Linked DNA regions of Homo sapiens: region 2 is linked to region 1. Evidence: read pairs that join two places in POLR2A ChIA-PET (ENCODE). Cell type or tissue: OCI-LY7. All regions are shown on one strand. Links, peaks and the distances in the headings refer to the core of each region. The heading gives the core; the rest is flanking DNA.

Region 1 (2,500 bases), core at 1-2,500:
CCAGGATGGTCTCAATCTCCTGACCTCGTGATCCACCTGCCTCGGCCTCCCAAAGTGCTGGAATTTCAGGCATGAGCCACCGTGCCCGGCCGAGTAAGGCACCATTATTAACTTCATTTTACAGATGAGAAAACTGAGGCACAAAAAGTTTAGGTACCCTACCCAGGGTCATGGAGCTATCAGGAGGAAGAGCTGGGATTTTAGCCCAAGCAGTTCGGTTACACAGCTAATGCTCTTACTCACCACACTGCACTCGTGAGGGCTGTGAGACTCTTCCTTCCCCCAGGGAGAAGTGCCCAGCAGCAGCCAATGGAAAGGGGACTTGCCTGCTGGCTGGAGGACCCCGGCCTGGGGCTCACGGCAGCCACAGAAATGAGTGAGTATTGCTGGTTGTAGTTGGAGTCACCAATGCCTTTCCTTCCTTCACATGGGGCAACCTTAGGAAGGTGTCCTCTCCCCACTTACTCTCCTGCTCTGGGCCTCCCCCATCTCTGCCCATCCTGGCCTCCATACAGAGCATCCAAGCATCACCTTGGACCTCCCAGTTGGCACTGGGCAAACCAACATAGAGAACCAAGACAAAGCACAACCTTAAATCATGTAAGTGGAATAGAGGAGTCTGTCTCTCTGGCTGTATCTAGGACCTGATTTCTTCTAATTCCCAATCTCTTCTCTACTCCAGGTTTCTGATTTCCTTCAAGTGACTTCTGAAGCCAAGCCACTCTGGGCCTTTGGGGCACTGGAACATTTCTTCATTGTCCTACTCACTGCCCCTTGATGTGTGTGTCCCTGGCAGTCTGTGAGGAGGGAGGCCATGTAATTCAACGAAGTGTGGGCAAGCACAGGCCAGGCATGCAGCAGGCACCAAAAATGTCTATTGTACTAATAGATGACTACAGACAGTGTAGGTTCTCACTTCCTGTTTCTAGGTAATTCTCTGCCTCGTTTACTCTGAAGTCACACAGGGCCAGGATAGGAAGTGGGCTTGCTGTGATGCTTGTGCACCAGCTGACACATCATCCTTTTCGTGATTCTCTTTTTCCGATGAAGGTTGGAAACTTTCATTCTAGAAGGGTCCTCAGCTGAGGGATTGTGACTTTAGGGAGGTAGAGAGGGCACTTGGGAAGCCAGAATTCACTGTGGATAAATGTTTGTCAGTTTCTGGGTTAGATTTTTCAGTTCTGAGGAGTTCATGAGAGCAACCTAAGAATCAGTCCTGCTGAGGTTCAGGAGACAGTGCCGGGCCTGGCTGTGGCGGGAAGCTCCGGGAGAGGAAAGTGGACAGGCTGCTGATACAGTCTTGCATTGCAGCAGTGCTTGCCCTTCAGGGGTGACACAAGTCCTGAAGCCACCATGTATTTCTGTGGCTCTGGGACAAGGGGGACAGCTGACTTTCCCCCAGCCATAGGATGGGGTGGTCTCGACAAATATCAATAGTTCCAAAGTACCAAAGATTGGCTCTTGGTAGTTTGCCAAACACAAAGGCTTCACAGCAGCCCTAGGAAGCTGGCAGGAAGCTGCTATTCCCATTTAATTGACAAGGGCATTCAGTCCAAAATCCTTCCCTGCTGGCTGCTTTACCACCCTTCACGCTGTCTCTCACCTTGAAAGTGGGAGAAGACATGACTGAAAGGGCAGGCTGCAGTGCAAATGACTATAGGTGCGTGGCTGGGAGATGGGATGCTCTGGCTCTGACGTCCTGCTCCCAAACCTGGTCAGCCAGGAGTCCTACATTCTGGCCCTTTCTGTAGCACTGGGACAAGAAAGCAGCATTTTCTCTGCAGCCCCAGCTTCCAAGGCAGCTGCTGTCCACCCCCAGTCTACTTTCTAAAGAGCCACAGAGCCACTTAGGTGGAAGAAAGAGAGAAAGGTGGGAAGGAAGGAGAAAAGGAAGGGAGAAAGGAAGAGAGAAGGAATAGCAAAAAGAAAGAAAAGGAAAGAGAAAGAAATGAAGAATGAAAGGGAGAACAAAAGAAAGAAAAGGAAAGTAGGAAAGAAAAAAGAAGAAAGGGAGGGGGAAGGGAGGAATGCATGAATAAGGGGAGAAAGAAAGAAAAAAGAAAAGAAAGAGAAAGGAAGAAAGCAAGCTCTTTATGATAGAAGGCCATTCCCTAGAAAAGATCTCAAGGGGAAATTGGCTGTCAAATAGTTTCAAGGAAATGACATTTGGACAACCAGCAAATGAGGGTTTCCTCCCACTTCCTGCCATCCATCTCCATTTCCCTCTGTTCAATCTCTCTTCTCCCTCCAGTGGTTCATTCCTCTGGCAAATAGCATCTCTCCTATGCTCCCTTCTACTCTCCTCTGGGGTCAGCTGAGCACTGCTTTCTTGATGATGCTACGTTAGGAAATTATCAAAACCCCAAATCTCAGTTGCTTCCAATTCCCCTATACCTGTCCCAGAACCTGGCCTGGGACATGACTTCACTGGTAGCAGGGAGGCTAGCAGCTAAGCTGTCCAGGGTAAGCATGCAGAGCTGAGTCCTCTTACTCCAGGACT
Region 2 (6,450 bases), core at 1-2,500, 180 kb before region 1:
ACAGAATCCCAGACCAGTTTCTTACCTAGTGGTGTGTCTCAGGCTGTAGACTGCTCTCTACAATTCTAGAAGCAGGAAAAAAAAGACTCATCTTCCCTGTTAGAAGCTAGCTCAAACTCCATTAAGGAGTTTCCTGCCTTCCATCATCATGGAAGCAGGAAAACTTGCCTTCCTTGTTGGAAGCAAGTAAAATTCCAAAGAAAAGAGGAGTTGTACAGGAAAATAAATTTTAGATCTCAACCAAATTTTTGGAAATCAGGGATTCTCTGCAGGGGGTGCTCTCAGACCTCAGCAAATTGTCCTGTTGGTTTGAGCCGTAAAGTTAGCTCATGCTGGTACCAAGCACCAATAGGACATTTGTCAAAGGTCAGGGGCATCTTCACCCAGAATCCCTTCATGGTTACCAAAATGTAAACCCAGAAAATCTGAGACAGGTCTCAGTTAATTTAGAAAGTCTATTTTGCCAAGGTTGAGGGCGTGTGTCTGTGACATAGCCTCAGGAAGCCCTGATGACATGTGCCCCAGGTGGTTGGGGCACGGCTTAGTTTTATACATTTTAGGGAGACACGAGACGTCAATCAATACATGTAAGTGGTACATTGGTTCCATCCAGAAAGGTGGGGACAACTCAAAGCAGGGGGGAGGGGGTTGGGCTTCCAGGTCACAGGTAAGTGAGAGACAGATGGTTTCCTTCTTTTGAATTTCTGATAGGCCTTTCCAAAGGAGGCAATCAGAATATGCATCTATTTCAATGAGCAGAGGGATGGCTTTGAATAGAATGGGAGGTAGGTTTGTCCTGAGCAGTTTCCAGTTTGAATTTTCTTTTTAGCTTACTGATTTTGGGGGCTCAAGATATTTTCCTTTCACAAACTCATATAACCTACTCTCCAGCCTCAGTGCCTTGCTGATCCTCTGAGACCTCCCTGAATACGAACTTCAGTTCTGACTCCAGGTACTTCTACCTGAACTCTCTCTGTTTTAAGACAGGGCATTCTGTTTTTCTGGGTTCTGTCTCTCAGTCAAAACAAAGAGGAATTTTTTAAAGTTCCTTGAGGGCATTAGGCATTTACCTATCAAGCAAACTCTTCTTTTTTTCTTCCAATTCTCAGTAAATGACAGGAATCAGTGCACAGTTGTGAGTGCCTACTTTGTGTCAGGCTCTGTGCAAGCACTAAATATAAAATTTTGCATAAGACATAGTCTCTGCTCTCAGGCAACTTATAATTTAGCAGCAAAGACTAACATCTAAATGAACAACTGGAGTTGTGTGTTAAGTCCTGATCGAGGAAAGCATTGTACCCTGTGGGAACAAAAATTTAAAATATGTGCATTTAAATTAGCCTGTGGGAGGTAGAGAAATGTCAGTCAGGATAAACCAAATCCTAGTGGCTTAATACACGCTTATTTCTTACTTACCCTTCATGTCGGATGTGATCAACAGGGGCCCTGCTATTCGTAGTCTTTTAGAGACCTAGGCCGACGGAGGCTTTAACTTGGCACCTGCTCTGAGTCTAGACAACTGTGGTGGTCAGATACAGTGACTTACTCACTGGCTTTTAAAACTTCTGCCTGGAAAATGTGTGTAATTTCTACTTGTGTTTAATTGGCCAAACAACTCAGGAGACCACATTTAAGTTAAAGAGTGTCATGAAGTTTTCCCAATGGGAAAACAATCAGAAATCTTTGGTGACCATCACCACAGGGATTATCAGATGTGACTTCAAATCTGATTTGAAGGCTAAGGGAGTTGGGGGAAAAGCAAGAGGCAGAGGGGACAGCATGTATTAAAGTGTGAAAATATAAAAGTGAATGTGGTGCTTTTTGGCAATTAGTATTTATAAATTTATGTAACACTGATCTGTTTCAAGTGCTCTAAAATTTTTTTTTTTTGGGACAGAGTCTCACGGTGTCACCTAGGCTGGAGTGCAGTGGTGTGATCTCAGCTCACAGCAATCTCTGCCTCCCAGATTCAAGTGATTCCCTTGTCTCAACCTCCCGAGTAGCTGGGATTACAGGCATGCATCACCATGCCTAGCTAATTTTTGTATTTTTAGTAGAGATGGGGTTTTGCCATGTTGACCAGGCTGGACTTGAACCCCTGACCTCAAGTGATCCACCTGCCTCCACCTCCCAAAGTGCTGGGATTACAGGTGTGAGCTACCACGCCTGGCCCAAGTGCTCTAGAAATATTGACTTCATTCTCATTGTAGCAGGACGAGCCACAGACAAGAACCCCTCAGGCACCGAGTTGTGGAAGGAAAGGGCTTTATTCAGCTGGGAGCATCGGCGGACTCACATCTCCAAAAACCGAGCTCCCTGAGTGAGCAATTCCTATCCCTTTTAAGGGTTTATGATTCTAAGGGGGTCCGTGTGAGAGGGTCATGATCGATTGAGCAAGCAGGGGATATGTGACTGGGGGCTGCATGCACTGGTAATCAGAATGGAACAAAACAGGACAGGGATTTTCACAGTGCTTTTCCATACAATGTCTGGAATCTATAGATAACAGAACCAGTTAGGTCAGGGGTTGATCTTTAACTACCAGGCCTGGAATGCAGTGCCAGGCTAACTACTGATTTCATTTCTGTCTTTTCTTTAACTCCTACTTTTTCTTTGAGGCAGAAATTGGGCATAAGACAATATGAGGGGTGGTCTCCTCCCTTCTCATAACAACCTTGTGAGGGAGGGTTCATTTATCAAAGAAGACACTGAGCACAGGAGGCCACCATTTACCAGGGGCAAAGCCAGGATCTGAACCCAGACGGCCCGGCTCCGGAGTCCATGCTCCTGAGCACCACACAGTGCTGCTCCCTTGGAAATTCAGAAAGGCTGGACCCCGTGCTCCAGGGCAGCAGGAGGAGGGCACATGCCAAGGATGTCACTGGAAAGGGAGCAGAGGTGAGGCTGTGAAGGTAAGCCTGAGAAGACAGTTTTTTTTCCTGAGGTTTTAGAAGCCACTAAACGCCTTTAAGCAGGGGAGTGACATGAACAAATTTACACATTAGAAAGATTACCCACTGAATTTTATTTCATTCCCTTCCCCCACCATCCATCTGAACTCCCTAAGTCCTCTTTTTCTGCGTGGTTCATTTGCTCCACCTGTCCTGCAGCTGAAGGATAAGGAATGTGCAATCTCTATACACAGTCCAGGTGTTTTCATAAGTGCTTCTTAAACTGGCTTTAAAGGCAGATCTGTGTCCATGCCTATCCCTGTCCCTCTCTCCTTTCCCTGGTAACAGTGAAACAACTCTATAACAAACTTTCATTTAATCACATAAGCTATTTCTTTCTGAACTAGAAACGCCCAGTTGCTCAACCTTCAACAATGAATACAAATGAATTTCCCTGATACTTTTGGGGAACTGCTCCACCAAATCTAATGCACCTGTTTCAAGTTTTCTTTTAAGCCCTTACTGATGGTACTTGTATAAAGCCATCACTATTGTGCCTCTGTGCCTTGGATGTGTCCCCAGCCACCCCCCTGCATCTGCCACTTGCCTGAAGGCAGCCGTTGTTACGGCATTCTTTTCTTGGCCTATATTAGAGTTAGAGCTGGGAGCTGATTGAGAACTGGGGATCCACCTCTCTTGTGGAAAGGATCTGTTCCTCTCAGTGGCCTTCCCTGCTTTCTGGGCCAGTAAGGTCCAGGTTTTGCATAACTGTTGAGTGGATTTTCACTAACAAACATAATAATTAAAAAAAATTGAAACGTGATTTGCCTATGTGATCTGTCCATCTGGAATTCATGTGAAATACATTTCACCTGCAGACCTGGGCTTTTTAAACTTCTCCCTTGCAAATTGCTCATTCCCTACCTTGCTGCTTTCTCCTGTCATCTGTCTTTCCCAGGATTTTTTTCTCATAGGACTGCAGGACCAATCTCCTGTTTCCTTCCTTCTTCTCTTGTGGTGAACAGACTCTAAGATGGCCCCCATGATCCTACCTCCTGGTACTCATGCCCTTGAGTGTGGGTGGGGCCGGTGACTTGCTTCTAATAGAATAAGAACAGGTGATGGGATGTCACTGCTGTGATCAGATTACATAGGACTGTAGTGTTCCTTCTTCCAGCAGACTCCTTTACTAGCTTTGGTGAAATGGGTGGCCGTGTTGAGGAGATCCCTTTTGCAAGGAACTGAAGGTGGCTCTAGCCGACAGCCAATGAGAAATGGAGGGCCTCTGTCCCACAGGGAACAAAGAACTGACGCTATCAACAATTACACAGACTTGGAGGCAGATCCTTCTCCCACTGAGCCTGGGGATGAGATCAGAGCTCTGGATGACACACTGATGGCAGTTTTCAGATGAAACCCTGAGCAGAGGACCCAGTTCAGCTGTGCCCAGACTCCTAATCCACAAAACTTTGAGACCATAAACATGTATTGTTTTAGCTGCTAAATTTGTGGGAATAGTGTAGAAGTCTTCTTTTGCCCCTGGAGTATGGCAAGGTTCAGGCTATTGTCCCATGACCACGAAAAATTAGGCACATGGACATGGAGAGTGAGTAGGGCAGAGTAGAATTTATTGGGAAAAAGGAAAGCTCTCAGCAAAGACAGGGGTCTTGAAAGCAGGTTGCCAGTAAGGCGTCTGTGTTCTGTGTCTTTTATGTGGCAGAAGCTGGGAAGTCTTCTGTGGGTTTTGCCCAGATGAGAGAAGTAACATTTTCTTCTTGGGGTACTACAGCTGTGCATGCCTAAGTTTTGCCAAAGGGACTCCATCTTGGTTATTACCCATGAGTGCCTAAGCAAAACCCATGGGGGTGCTAAAACCACAATGCTAATGTCATGTTTAATGACATTATAATGAGCTGGGTTAAATTAGGGACATTTAGGCTGATTTATTGTGCCCGCACCAAAGTTGGGATGGTCACTTCTGAGCAACATCCTAGCTTAAGGGTAACTTCTTCCGTTTTTCCTATTAACTGTAGAGGCAGTATAGGCACTGTCTTGCCGTTGTTCTTGTGAACATAGTTCCTTTCTATCCCTTCTCCTGAGACCTTCCCTCTCTATGTGCCTATCCATCCCTTAACTACCTCCTCTCTTAACAGTGTTACACAGCAATAAATAATGCATTCCCTTTTTGATTTCTGGTCATATCATCGATCTAGCCCCAGGGGCATCCTCAATTTCTCTGTCCTGCCTTAAATACACAAGGGTAGAGCATACCGCTCCCTCACACTATGGAAATTATATCAATAGTTATCAGACTGAAAAACTTCTGAGCTTTATACCTCTTCTGGCCAAAGGCTCCCCCATGCCCAAGATACTGGCCTGAACACCTAATCCCTGCTCACAGGGGGTGGCAAAACATGGCAGTTGAATTGTCTGCTTAGCACCTTCTGTCTGTACTATTCCTCCTGACATCACTGGGTATCCCTGCCATTTGGGCCCTCTGACCATCACTAGAGAGATCCTTGGCTTCTGGTCCATAGGGGATGGCAATCTGGCCCACAGGCCTATCTCTGAAGACTATTCAGACTCTGCTCTGTGAAAGGAGAGTGGTGCCAAGTCATCTCCACAGGAGTCAGTGTTTCTTAAGTTTGCTTTCTTTTCTAAAAACTAGTTTCTACTACACAAGCAATGCATGAGCACATTCTCTTAGTTAGAAAAGCAAGTCTTAGCCTTAACTTGGAAATGCCCTTTAACTTCCACCATGGAGTCTGGGCCTTTATCCCACTTGCCTGCAGTAAGACTGTTATGAGTTTGGTGTTTCCCTCCAGACTCTTCTCTATGCTTGGAGATCTTTTTTATTTTTTTAAGAGACAGGGTCTTGCTCAGTCACCCAGATTGGAGTGCAGTGGCAAGAACACAGCTCACTGCAGCTTCAAATTCCTGGGCTCAAGTGATCCTCCCACCTCAGCCTCCTGGGTAGCTGGGACTATGCATGAGCAATTGCGCACAGCTAATTAAAAAAAATTTTTGGGAGACAGGGGTCTCACTATGTTGCCCAGGCTGGTCTTAAACTCCTGGCCTCAACTGATCCTCTCACCTCAGCCTCTGAAGGTGTTGTTATTACAGCTGTGAGCAACCACACCTGGCCTGTTTTGGGGATCTTTGCATGTTAGTTCACACAGTTCAGTCTCATTCTTCCGTTGCCACATGGTACTCCATAGTATTGACAGGTATTTACACGGTTTCCACTTATTTGTCATTACAGACAATGCCACAGTGAACATCTTAGTATATGTCTCTTTGAATGTTTTTTTTTTTTTTTTTTTTTTTTTTTTGAGACAGAGTCTCGCCCTGTAGCCAGGCTGGAGTGCAGTGGCGTGATCTCGGCTCACTGCAACCTCTGCCTCCCAGGTTCAAGCAATTCTCCTGCCTCAGCCTCCTGAGTAGCTGGGACTATAGGCACATGCCACCATGCCCAGCTAATTTTTGTATTTTTAGTAGAAACGGGGTTTCATCATGTTGGCCAGGATGGTCTCGATCTCTTGACCTCGTGATCTGCCCA

What was found. ChIA-PET counts read pairs that join two places held together with the same protein. Peaks named below come from ENCODE experiments on the same cell type or tissue, not always from the same donor. Only the 100,000 strongest peaks of a DNase experiment are listed, where the experiment ranks them.
Region 2: POLR2A ChIA-PET joins it to region 1 with 7 read pairs; 2 of 35 experiments call an interaction of 5 or more read pairs at or near these places.

What each region holds. Positions count from the first base shown.
Region 1 is chr1:109,905,421-109,907,920 of GRCh38, forward strand. It overlaps LINC01768 (long intergenic non-protein coding RNA 1768), which reads left to right. Exons shown (of 5, transcript XR_001738180.3): 5 at 287-473. Among named protein-coding and RNA genes, the nearest start is that of CSF1, 4.2 kb to the right of the region's middle. RefSeq lists enhancers at 761-830, 1,021-1,240. In OCI-LY7, for the core only: no CTCF peak of the experiment used is centred there; a DNase peak (open chromatin) is centred at 951.
Region 2 is chr1:109,729,439-109,735,888 of GRCh38, forward strand. GSTM3 (glutathione S-transferase mu 3) reads right to left here. Exons shown (of 9, transcript NM_000849.5): 9 at 4,499-6,450. Among named protein-coding and RNA genes, the nearest start is that of GSTM3, 8.4 kb to the right of the region's middle. In OCI-LY7, for the core only: no CTCF peak of the experiment used is centred there; no DNase peak of the experiment used is centred there.